Regions from separate parts of the Homo sapiens genome. Here region 1 is linked to region 2. Evidence: chromatin contacts called from ENCODE Hi-C data. All regions are on one chromosome and are shown on one strand. The core of a region is the stretch at or near the end of the contact, and the rest is flanking DNA. Distances in the headings are between cores, read along the strand shown. Region 1 holds the start of TMOD3 (tropomodulin 3). Region 2 holds the start of FAM227B (family with sequence similarity 227 member B).

Region 1 (5,675 bases), core at 2,166-4,665, 2.2 Mb after region 2:
CAGGTGAACCTTCTGGGTCTGTGTCCCAAGAGGAGAGTAGGAGAGAGAGGGAAGAACCCAACATTCATTTATTTACAAATATTTATTGAATACTTTCTGTGTGCAGGCAGTATTGTAGATGCTAGGGATGGAGGAGTAAACAAAGCAAAGCTTGTTGAGCTTCCACTAAGGAAACAAGCAATATGAAGCTATGTGGTAAAAGTGCTATGACGACAAGTAAAGAAAGGAGAGAATGGCAGGGTAAGGTGGTAAGAGGAAGACTTTCAGAGGTAACATGTGAGCAGAACCTTCATTAAAATGAGGGCATGAGCTAGAAGCATCTGGGAGGAAAATCATTCTCCTGCACAGCATAAAGACTCTGAGATGGGGAGAAACTTGGCAGGATTAAGAAACCTCAGGGAGGCCAGTATGACTAGAGCAGTATCAGAGAGAATATGTGGTAGGAAACAAAACAATCATATACAGATTTGTAGAGGTGTTAATTATGGATTTTATTCTAAATGTGATGGAAGCCATGAACGGTTTGGAGCAAGATGGTGATATGATCTGATTTGTTTTTAAAAGATCATTCTGGGCTGGGAGTGGTAGCTCACGCGTGTAATCCCAGCACTTTGGGAGACCAAAGTGGGCAGATCACCTGAGGTCAGGAGTTCAAGACCAGCCTAGTCAACATGGCGAAACCCCGTCTCTACTAAAAAAATACAAAAATTAGCTGGGTGTGGTGGGGTGGGGGGCCTGTAATCTCAGCTACTAGGGAGGCTGAGGCAGGCAGAATTGCTTGAACCCCGGAGGCAGAGGTTGCAGTGAGCAGAGATCACGCCACTGCACTCCAGCCTGGGCGACAGACAGAGACTCCGTCTCAAAAAAAAAAAAGTCATTCTGGCTGCTAATATAGCGAATGTGTTATAGCAAAGGAGTGGAAGAAGTGAGGAAGGTTCTACCTCTTCAGTGCTATCCAATACTAAGGTATTACTCTTAACATCTCTGGCCCCATATGTGGTATTTAATGTACACGGATTTAAGAGATTCATGTTTATAAGCTTTGTGATAAAAATATGATAATGTATGCCTGAAGAAAGGAAAAAATCCACCATCAAACTGCATTATTTTAGAAAAAGGAACTAAAATAAGATGTATACATTCGTTAGGAAAAATTTGAAATGAATAGCGAAAATATATTTAATATATGCCTAACAGCCCATATTGGAAGGTGAGAGAGGAAAAGTGTAATAGATTAAGTCAGTCAGACACTGAATTAAAAAGTCTCTCTGACCAAAGCAAAAGAAGCCATATTGCAGAGGAAAGTCCTTCTTAAAATAAACCATATCAGCTGGGTATGGTGTTGCATGTCTATAATTTCAGTACTTTGGGAGGCCACGGTGGGAGGGTCCCTTGAGCCCAGGAGTTCAAGACCAGCCTGGGCAACATAGGGAGACCCTGTCTCTACAAAAAAAAAAAAATTAAAAAAATTAGTTGGGTGTGGTGGCATATGCTTGTAGTCCCAGCTGCTCAGGCTACTCAGGAGGCTGAGGTTGGAGGATTGCTTGAGCCCAGGAGGTCACGGCTGCAGCGAGCCATGATAGCACCACTTCACTACAGCCTGGGTGACAGAATGAGATTGTCTCAAAAAAAAAAAAATTGATGAGATTTAGGAGACACATCAGTCTGATCAGCAGTGGAAATCACATTAGAATTTGACTCAAGAGAACTGTGTCTCATCTCTGGATCTCCAATTACTGGCTCTGGGACCTTATACAAATTACTTAACTTTTCTGAGTCTTCATTTTCTTATCTATAGAAATGGAGGATACCAGTTTATTCTTTATAGAGTTTTGAGGACTAGATTAGTTTTGAGGATTAGATGAGATATTACAAATGAAGTGCTGGCCCAGTGGTTGGTATGTATTATAAGTATAAACATTCTTATGAACCTGAATTCTGTAGGAAATTGCTCTCAGAAAGCTGTTATCTCCAAGAGATTGACCCAAAGATGGTATAGAAAATAAAATGCAATGGCCACAAGATTGAGTGTTGACTGTCCTCTAAGTATTTGCAATTGAGAAGGGTTTTTTCCTGGCCAAGCACGGTGGCTCACGCCTGTAATCCCAGCACTTTGGGAGGCCAAGGTGGGCAGATCATGAGGTCAAGAGTTCAAGACCAGAATGGCCAACATGGTGAAAACCCATCTCTACTAGGACTACAAAAATTAGCTGGGTGTGGTGGCACGTGCCTGTAATCCCAGCTACTTGGGAGGCTGAGACAAGAGAATCACTTAAACCTGGGAGGCAGAGGTTGCAGTGAGCCGAGATCACACCACTGCACTTTAGCCTGGGCGGCAGAACAAGACTCTGTCTTGGAAAAAAAAAAAGAAGGGTTTTTTTCCCTTAAAAACCTAAACCATCAGTGATCTCCATTGCTGAAATTAGTGGGTGCCAGTTGCATGAAATTCCAGGATGTTTATCTAACCTAGGGTCCTCCCTCCTCTGAGGGGAAGAAGTAGATGCCAGGAGAGGTTTAAACCATGAAGTGGCTCGCACACTGGGTGTAGCTGGAATGTACCTCAAGCAGGCACGTCAGTCCACTTCTTTGGCTGCATTTTTGAAAGGTGTGTCAAAGTTTAGCATTATTCCTGGGGATGGTCTACTCCTGAAGAGCAGGCCAGGAAAATTCCCAGTAAGTGACTAAATGAATAAATGGAAAAATGTCGCAGTTCCCTCTCCTCAGAGCCTCGCACAAAAGGTAGCCATTACATAGGCCACTGTCAAACAGTCCTCTGAGAGATTCCCACACTCTTCCTCTTCCCTCTAGACTACCCATCTGCCCCAATCCCCCCCTTGAGCAGCCTATTCTGTTTTTTCTCCCACTACAGCAGCCAGCCCCACCGCCTGGTGTAGAGCTTGAAGATGGAAAGGGAAGATAGGATGGGCAGAAACTGCCCTGCAATAGCTACATCATCCCCGAAACGCATACCTAAGAAAACCACTAAGGTCACCACACCCTGGAGGTGACATTCGCATGATTTATGCCTCTCTTGGGCTTTAGATTTTATTCCTTTACTTTTCTATAACTCTGTCATGACCAGTTTAAAGGCCCCAATGTCATGTCCTCGCATTAACAACCAAGGCTACAATGCAAGCCCTGCCATGTGCGCTTCTTTACAAAAGGTCAAAGTAAAAAGGAAATCTATACCAAAGAGCCTCTAGATACTATTTCCAGCTTCGGGGAAGTCCATAGTAGGTACTTCCACGGGTAGAGAACATTATCTTAGACTGGGATAAGGGTTGGTATTCGCAGTCCCCTTCCTACGTTCTGCCCATTGTAAAGACCAGGGTCAGCGTTGAGCCTCGCCCTTCTTGCTAGAACTACAACTCCCAGGATGCCCCGCGGCACGGGAGTGCGCACGCGCGTCGGAGGCGAAGGAGGAACCCACCGCACCTACAGGGCGGTCGAGTGAGGGAGCTGCTGGCGGGTGGGTCTGGCAACTCTTTGGGAGGCCGACGCGGGCGGACCGGCGGGTGCTGGGAACCGAGCCTCGGCTTGCGGCCGGCAGTTTCCGTGGGTCTGTGAAGAGGTCGGCGGCCCCTGCGGGCGCCAGTCAGGTAAGCCCAGCCCGGTGCTTTCCAGGAAGTCCGTCTGCGGGCGCGGGTAGGGAGTCGCACCGGCCATGGTGGCTGAGGAGGGAGAGGTTGCTGCCCGCCGGCCGCCCGACTCCAGGCTCCTTCCCGACGGGTCCGTCTCGGGGAGCAGGGGTGCGCGGGGGCTGCTTCTGCGCGAACGGCCCGGGCGGGGGACGTGGGGCGCGCTGGGCGTCGCCCGCCGGTCTAGGCGCGCGAACCTGGCGTTCCCAGTGAATCACCCGCGGCCCGGGCGCCCGGGTTCGGGACCGGCCCCCTCCCCTCCCGCTGAGCCGCGGCCGAGCTGGCTCCCTGCACCCTACCCAGCGTCGCCGGGACGCGATCACACCGAGATGGCACCGAGCCTCCTTCAAAGGCTTCGGCTTGTTGAAAGTGGGGCGGCGGAGTGGGGGAGCCAAAACTTAGGGCACACCCTTTTTGTGATTGAAATGTGGCTGCCCTTGCATTCACCGGTTTGATCTGTCTGCTCTTAGAATTAAGTTCCTAGCTCCCAGGCAGCACAGCTGGATCCGGCTGGGAAGTTTGTGTGTTAGTTTGTTTTGAGGACGTGACTGTGTCGTTATATTTTTGCTTGCGGGGGATGGTGTGTTTCCTCCGCAAGCCTGCATTCTGATTACAAACAGAAATGGGAAACAGCCACAGTTTCTTTTTTTCTTTTTAATGTTTAGTTAAGAATCGCATTTCCAACTTGCCCTTGGCCTCTGTTAAAACCAAAAGTCATCTGGCAATGAACACTGCAGTAAAACTTACCCCAGGAGGCCATACTTCAACAGGAAATAAGCCTGTGGAGATTTAAGTTAGTTATGTGCAGCCTCCCTTGGTTTGTAACATTTTCATGCAGCTCATGTCTCCTCTCCTTTTCTGAGAAACCTTCAGATTAATTTTTTTGGCAGATTAAATTGATTAATTGGCCCGTCAAAAATATATTAGGCTTGGAAAAATAGCTTTGCCAAGTCTCATTTACTCTTGCTAGTTTCTTCTTCCTAGGCACCTTTTCACCTTTAAGAGTCAGCAATCATAATAGTTACAGTCCCCTTTCTTACACATTCCTACGAAAGGAACAAAACGAATTAAAATGTCCCAATATATTTTAATTCTTTGAGCTTTCTTTGCTTTTGCAACTCTCAGAAATTGTAGTTTGCTGATCTTTAAAATTAGGTTGTTGGACCAGATGACCCCCAAGATTATTCTGCCCCTAAATATCTCTCGTTTTTAAAAGTTCATTTATTTTGCTCATTCAGGAAACACTGGCGATATGCATTCCAAGTCCTATGATAGACATGAGAAAGAGCAAACATGAGTTCTTGAGAATGCTGTAGACCTACTGCTCAATTTTATTTAATCATATTTTTTATGATTAATTCCTAAATTTTGTGGTATATCCAATATGCCAACCTACATTGTAATTAATAACTTCATCTGAAATTAAATAGGTACAGGTCAAATCCCATTCAAAGATTTTTCGTGTCTTAATTACTGGCCCATTGAAACAAAACAGGTTTGGTACAACAGAAAGGCCCTGAATGGTGGAGGGCAGTCTTTTCAAACACTTTAGCATGCATAATTCATTCAGGATATTCTAGGTTTGAAGTAGAGTCCAAAGTCTGTATGTCTGATGGGTGATGCTGTCAGAGACCATACTTTGAATGTCAAGTGTGGGGAGGTAATTTTAGAGGTATTTTCAGGTGTTTTTAATAGCAATTTAAATACTGGTACTGATAACTGATATTAGATACATAATTGATGGCTTTTTCAACTCTCAGTTTTTTAAAATACTGTAGTCCTATGAACTCTAACAAGAACAATTGTCATCATAAGTTTTTCTCCTTCTTTCCTTTTCCTTTCTCTTTGCTAGTTTTTCTTTTTTCTCTTTGCTTTTTTTTTCTCTCCTCCTCTTCCTTCCTTAATTGTTTTCATTCACATTAATTTGGCAATTCATGAATTCAAGTATGTGTCTTGCCCCATTCTGTATTCTGTACAAAGCAATGTTTCAGGCTCCTGGTGAATATGTATAAGACATGAGGCCAGGGCCGGGCCTGG
Region 2 (5,165 bases), core at 161-2,660:
TTGTTCATTGCAACACTCCCTTTGGAGCTCTGAGTTTAAGCTAAGAAGTCTGACTACCTTGCTGCCATACTGTGAGGAAACCCCGGCCATATAGTTACAGAAGCTCTGCTAGCATGCCCACTCTAGTCTTTCTAATTGAGTTACCAAAGAAAAGCTGATGACTATGCCCTATTGACAACACCACCTGTGAACATAATAAAATGGTTGTTTTAAGCCACCATATTTTGGAGTAATTTATTACATACGATAGCAACCCAATGCTCAATCTAACAAGTAGTATTATTTGCTTTTTAATCTGTGCAATTTAACTACTTTGATAAAATTTAGAGTTAAACTAAAAAGGAAAATGGTTGTGAATTCTTCTTGGCTTATAGACTTTGCTATTCTACTTTCCCTACCCAGAAAATTCACCTTTCTCCCTAAATCACTGGCTTTCAAACTTTTTAAGGTTTGAAATACAGTAAGAAATACATTTTACAAACAAGCCCTAGTGCACACATACACGCATATATACAATTAAAAGCTCCATAAAGCAGTACTTTACTAACTAACACTAAATTTACTTACATGCGCTGATATTTCCAATCTATATTGTTTCTTTTTTTTAAGTTTAAAGAGATTTCCTTGCTTACAAATGGGTCAAGACCTCCACTAATGGGTCCCACACAATCCCCTTTCCAGTTGAAAAACACTGTCCTAAACCTAAATCATTCTTCAAGGCCTTACCCAAGTCCGAAAAAGAAGCCTTTATTGACCACTCCATTCTCAGCTTTCTTGAAATTCCTGTAATTTATTAAATTCCATTTTTTATCTCAGTAGTAAGAATATTGCATTTTCTGTACTTGAATTTAACATGCTTTACTTGATATCGTGAGCACTTCTAGGGCATTGTAATGTCCTTTATCTACCACTTGATAAATTCAGAGTAGTCAATAAAACATTGCTCAACATTTGACCATTGTGTTTTAAAATCTTAGTTGTTAGAGTGCACTTCCGTTTGCGCATTGTTTGGGGAGAGGCACGGACAAATGTTCTAATAACTTATCCACATATTATACTTCAAAGTGGAAAAACACAAAGTACTCTTAACTCTATATGCGTGTTTTTATGCAAACTAAATCATTAAGATACAAATGATTTTTCTAATAGCTTTCATTACCACACAGCACACGAAATAATGATATTGATATAGCCACGAAAGACTAATGTAACCAAGTTCTCACAATCAAAATATCTTTGAGGTGGGCAAAATGCAAACTTTTCTCTGGGATCAACATTTCTTCACAACTCACTGCAACTACGCCTTGACAGTATGTTTCGAGAACCGCTTCCCAATTTTGTTGTCCCAGCAAGAATCGGGAGGAAACTGGGTGAAAGGCTGCGAGGCTTGAGGCGGGTCCCGGACGAACGCGGCCCTGCCCCTCGCCGGAGCCTCTCGGGAGAAGTGCGACACCGCCGCTGATTGAGAGGCTGAGGCGGAACTTCCCGTCTAACCCCCCCCCCGCTGTCGTCCCAGCCTGTTGCTTAAGCCGCGCGGTGTGCGGTGTGCGCGGCCCCTGCCTTAGCAACGACGCTAGTAACTGCCTGGCTCCTCCCTCTGGTGTCTCCCGGAAAGCGCTCCGTCTGGTCCGTGCGCGATCACGGCCCGGCGCGTGGCTCGGGCTCGGGCGGAGCTGGAGACGTGTGGAGCTGTTCGAGGACTCGCGGGTGTGCAGGTCTGAGTACCACTCCGATCCCTGGTGGAGGTCCCCGCGCCTCTCTGGAGACCAGTGGTCTGGCCCCAGAGGTGCGGCCGCGGGAAGTGGACATTCTTTGTCAGGACCCTAGCGGAGGTCGCGCTGGGTGTCGCCTGTGAGGGGGATCCTCGGTTTCTGCGCGGTCTCTTGCTTTTTTTAGGATCTTGCGGGCCCTTTGGGAAAAAGGTTTCCAAATTTTTCCTCAAAAAAAAAATTATTTTTCCTACCAATGATTTTCGGTGCATTCCGCCCCAACGAAAAGTATGTCCTGGCAAAGTCAGTTCCCTAGGAACCCCATACTTTATTTTATTTTATTTTTAGTATTTGGAGTGGTTTGTGGGGGTTTGGTTATCACGGAAGGGGAAGCGTAGTACAGACGTAGAATTAGTGATGCCATGCAGTGTATTTAAAATATTGAGGTTGTGGTTACATAATAAGCAAAAGAGCCTGTTTCTTACGTCTAAATTATTTATTGGGAATGTAGGACAAATAAGGAAGTATATTAACATTTTCAGTCGCCAGGCCCACAAAGTTGGATGGTAAAATCAATACTGTAGATCGCAGCATGTAAGGACTAACCCAGTGCACCATGAAAACGAAGGCAAGACAGTTTGTTACCATATGGCGGGTGGTGTGGGAGAGGCCATTGATCCTATATGAAAAAGGGTACTACTACCTTGGATTATGAAAAATGAATGTTGGACCTGTAGGTCCTATGTGACCAAGTTCTTAAAAACACTCTAAAGAAAATTGGAAGTGGTTTTTTTCTAATACTGAATTGGTCCACAATATAGGACAGGGGAGTCTGTATAGTGTTCCATTGGGAGGTGAGTCAGCTTACAATAATGGAAGAGGTAGAAGCTTTTTGTTATTATTTTGGAGAAAAAAAAATTGCCAGCCTGCCACTTGTGCTAGGCTGCAGACGGCCCATAAAGGTAGTTTGTCAGATACTTCAGTAGTGAGATGCTTACTGGATGTGTTTTGCAGAATGGTTTTGATTTAGTTAACAAGTGTTTGTTGAGTTCCTGCTGTTGCATAAGAATCAGGAATAGGTGAGATCAGGGAAGGAATCTGCTCTTACAGAGTTGAATGCTGGAGGGGATAGATTCACTAAAGTACCTCCACAATAAATGCATTTTTCCATGTCAAATATGTGGAACTAATAATAAGTACTCAAAGAGGTTTAAGACATTGCTGTGGCCCATCTATGAGTTAATAAGGAACTGAATTAGAATCCTGACTTTGAGAGTGAAGATAGAGGATTATATACAAGGTAGATGCAACTTGGTGAGTATAATTAATTTGGGGTGGAAATTGGGTAGAAGGAGGAATAAAAAATTAATGTATTTTTAGCCTTAAGTTCCAGAATGATGGACGCACCATCAAGGTGTTAAAATTGTTAGTTCCTTAGGAACAGTCTTTATGTTTTCTAAGTCTTTTTAGCCCCCATGACTCAAATTGTACTTCCTTGCACATATTTGATGTTAACAAGTATGTTTTAAAAATTTTAAATAACCCCATTTGCAATAAAATCATTTGCAATGATTTTCTCACAGTCGAGGCAGGCTGTTGGCTCGGTTAGGACAGATGCCCTGATCATGTAGTTTCAGAGACCACTGGAGGGAGCTGCCCATGATTTACAATTGCTGGCCTCTTCTACGTGGCCACCTCAGCCATAAGTGAGAGTATATAGGTGAACTAAGAGGTGGAGCCATAAACATTTCTCTTTTACTGTCTTACAGGTATTTGTGGTGGTTGATTTTTCTAGAGGAAGGTTATTTATATAAAGCTTCACTAATATCCATTTAGTTATGTGGATAGCAGGTCCATGAACTGCAAAGTGATATTTCTGAGGTATCTCTAGGAGGAATGCACTTTCAGTGCCCTAGGATAACTCCAAAAACTCACCAGTAGTTTTCTGTTAAATGTCAGGCAACCACAGTAACTTTCATGACATCCACAGGAACTACATTTTTCAGTCCCACTATGCCTGGGCCTTTGAGTGGTACATGCATTCCCACTAAATAGCTACTCCATTACCCAGGGAAATGAAGTCAGGTTGAGCTACTCCAATCAAATTTCATTTTTTAGGATGAATCCCATCATCTGAATAACTCAGGACTATTAAAGCCTCAAAATGTTTCTCTGTAAGAACCTCAGGCAACACCAGGACAAACCCAAAGAGAGTTTAGGTGAAACTTAGCTTCGTATGTGCAGCAAAGAGACGCCAACAGAGCATTTGCAACTCTCATTTCTGGGGACTATTAGGATCTCTTCCCAAGCTTTTTTTTTTTCTCTGTTTTAGAGATGGGATCTCACTTTGTTGTCCAGACTGTTCTCAAACTCTTGTGCTCAAGTAATCCTCCCACCTTAACCTCCCAAATGCTAGTATTATAGGCATGAGCCACCATGCGTGGCCCTTCCCAAGCTTGGAACTTCCTTACCTGGGTCGTAGATGGACTCTAGGAGATCTCCAAACCTCCTGAAATTGTGTGCAAAATATTGTGTCTGTATATGCATTTTCTAGGGATGCGGTTTAATATTTTCATGTGATTCCTAAAAGAATCTGAGGCTCAAGAAAAGAGGGCATCTTAATATCCTGCACTTTCAGTCATTGAGGGCATGATCACAAAGATCAAAGCCATTTTTAGGCAGGTGAGTTGGAGTGGCAGTCAGAAGTAGGTAAGATTTTCTATTTGTGAGGCAGGAACAAGGGATTGGACCATTGTTCTTAAATACTGCTTTCTTACCCAAAATGCAAATCTGTGCGTAATCAGTACACAGCAAAAATATTTACTGTATTTTGTTTTTCCCCTTGGGTACATTTGGCAAGTGCCTTTTTCTACTATAACCGGCGTTTTTGTATCTCTTTATTTGTATCTCAAACTCACTGGGACTTACAATCTTAAAAAAAAAAAGAAAAAGAAAAATTCATTTGATGAGTAATTAAATTAGTGCCACTAACTTCTTCTCAGCAAATTATGTTGTATTTTATGTTTCTCTGGACTTTTTGTTCACTTTCTGTTTGGGAGACCACAAAATGTTTCCTGCTGGAGTCACAGCATTTCTCTTGTCCCTGTTTCTACTTAAAGTGCCTGGAGCTTCGTAGTTAAACCACAATGCCAGAAGGCTTTATAATAAGAGAATTATTTTACAGCTGTGGAATGCATATCGAATCAATAGGGCACCAGTGTTGTTTCTCCCTTGAAAGATATCTTCCTTACAGGGTATACAGATAGCAATTTTGGCAGCCATCACCCTTCTTTGAAGAAAATATTAAGTGGGAAAGTTATTTTACCATTTTTCTCTAGTACTAAAGAATCTGAATGATGTATGTTTTTAAAAAACATAAATTCTTAGAGTAAGTGGACATTAATGTTACTCTGTAAATTTTTAAAATTTATAGGATAATATATTTTACCTTATGGG

What was found. A loop is a pair of places that touch in the nucleus more often than their neighbours do. Pooled maps may share reads with other maps.
Region 1: a map of CD8-positive, alpha-beta T cell shows a loop between it and region 2 (6-fold over the local background). The contact joins the promoter of TMOD3 here to the promoter of FAM227B in region 2. A Hi-C loop is called at or near these places in 1 of 168 maps with a recorded cell type or tissue (CD8-positive, alpha-beta T cell), 1 of 37 single-sample maps with no recorded cell type and 6 of 50 pooled maps.

The regions. Positions count from the first base shown.
Region 1 is chr15:51,826,238-51,831,912 of GRCh38, forward strand. TMOD3 (tropomodulin 3) reads left to right here and starts at 3,416. Exons shown (of 10, transcript NM_014547.5): 1 at 3,416-3,599. RefSeq lists silencers at 3,321-3,475, 3,696-3,975.
Region 2 is chr15:49,619,408-49,624,572 of GRCh38, forward strand. It overlaps FAM227B (family with sequence similarity 227 member B), which reads right to left and starts at 1,411. Exons shown (of 16, transcript NM_152647.3): 1 at 1,293-1,411. DTWD1 (DTW motif tRNA-uridine aminocarboxypropyltransferase 1) reads left to right here and starts at 1,641. Exons shown (of 5, transcript NM_001144955.2): 1 at 1,641-1,715. RefSeq lists an enhancer at 1,753-1,872.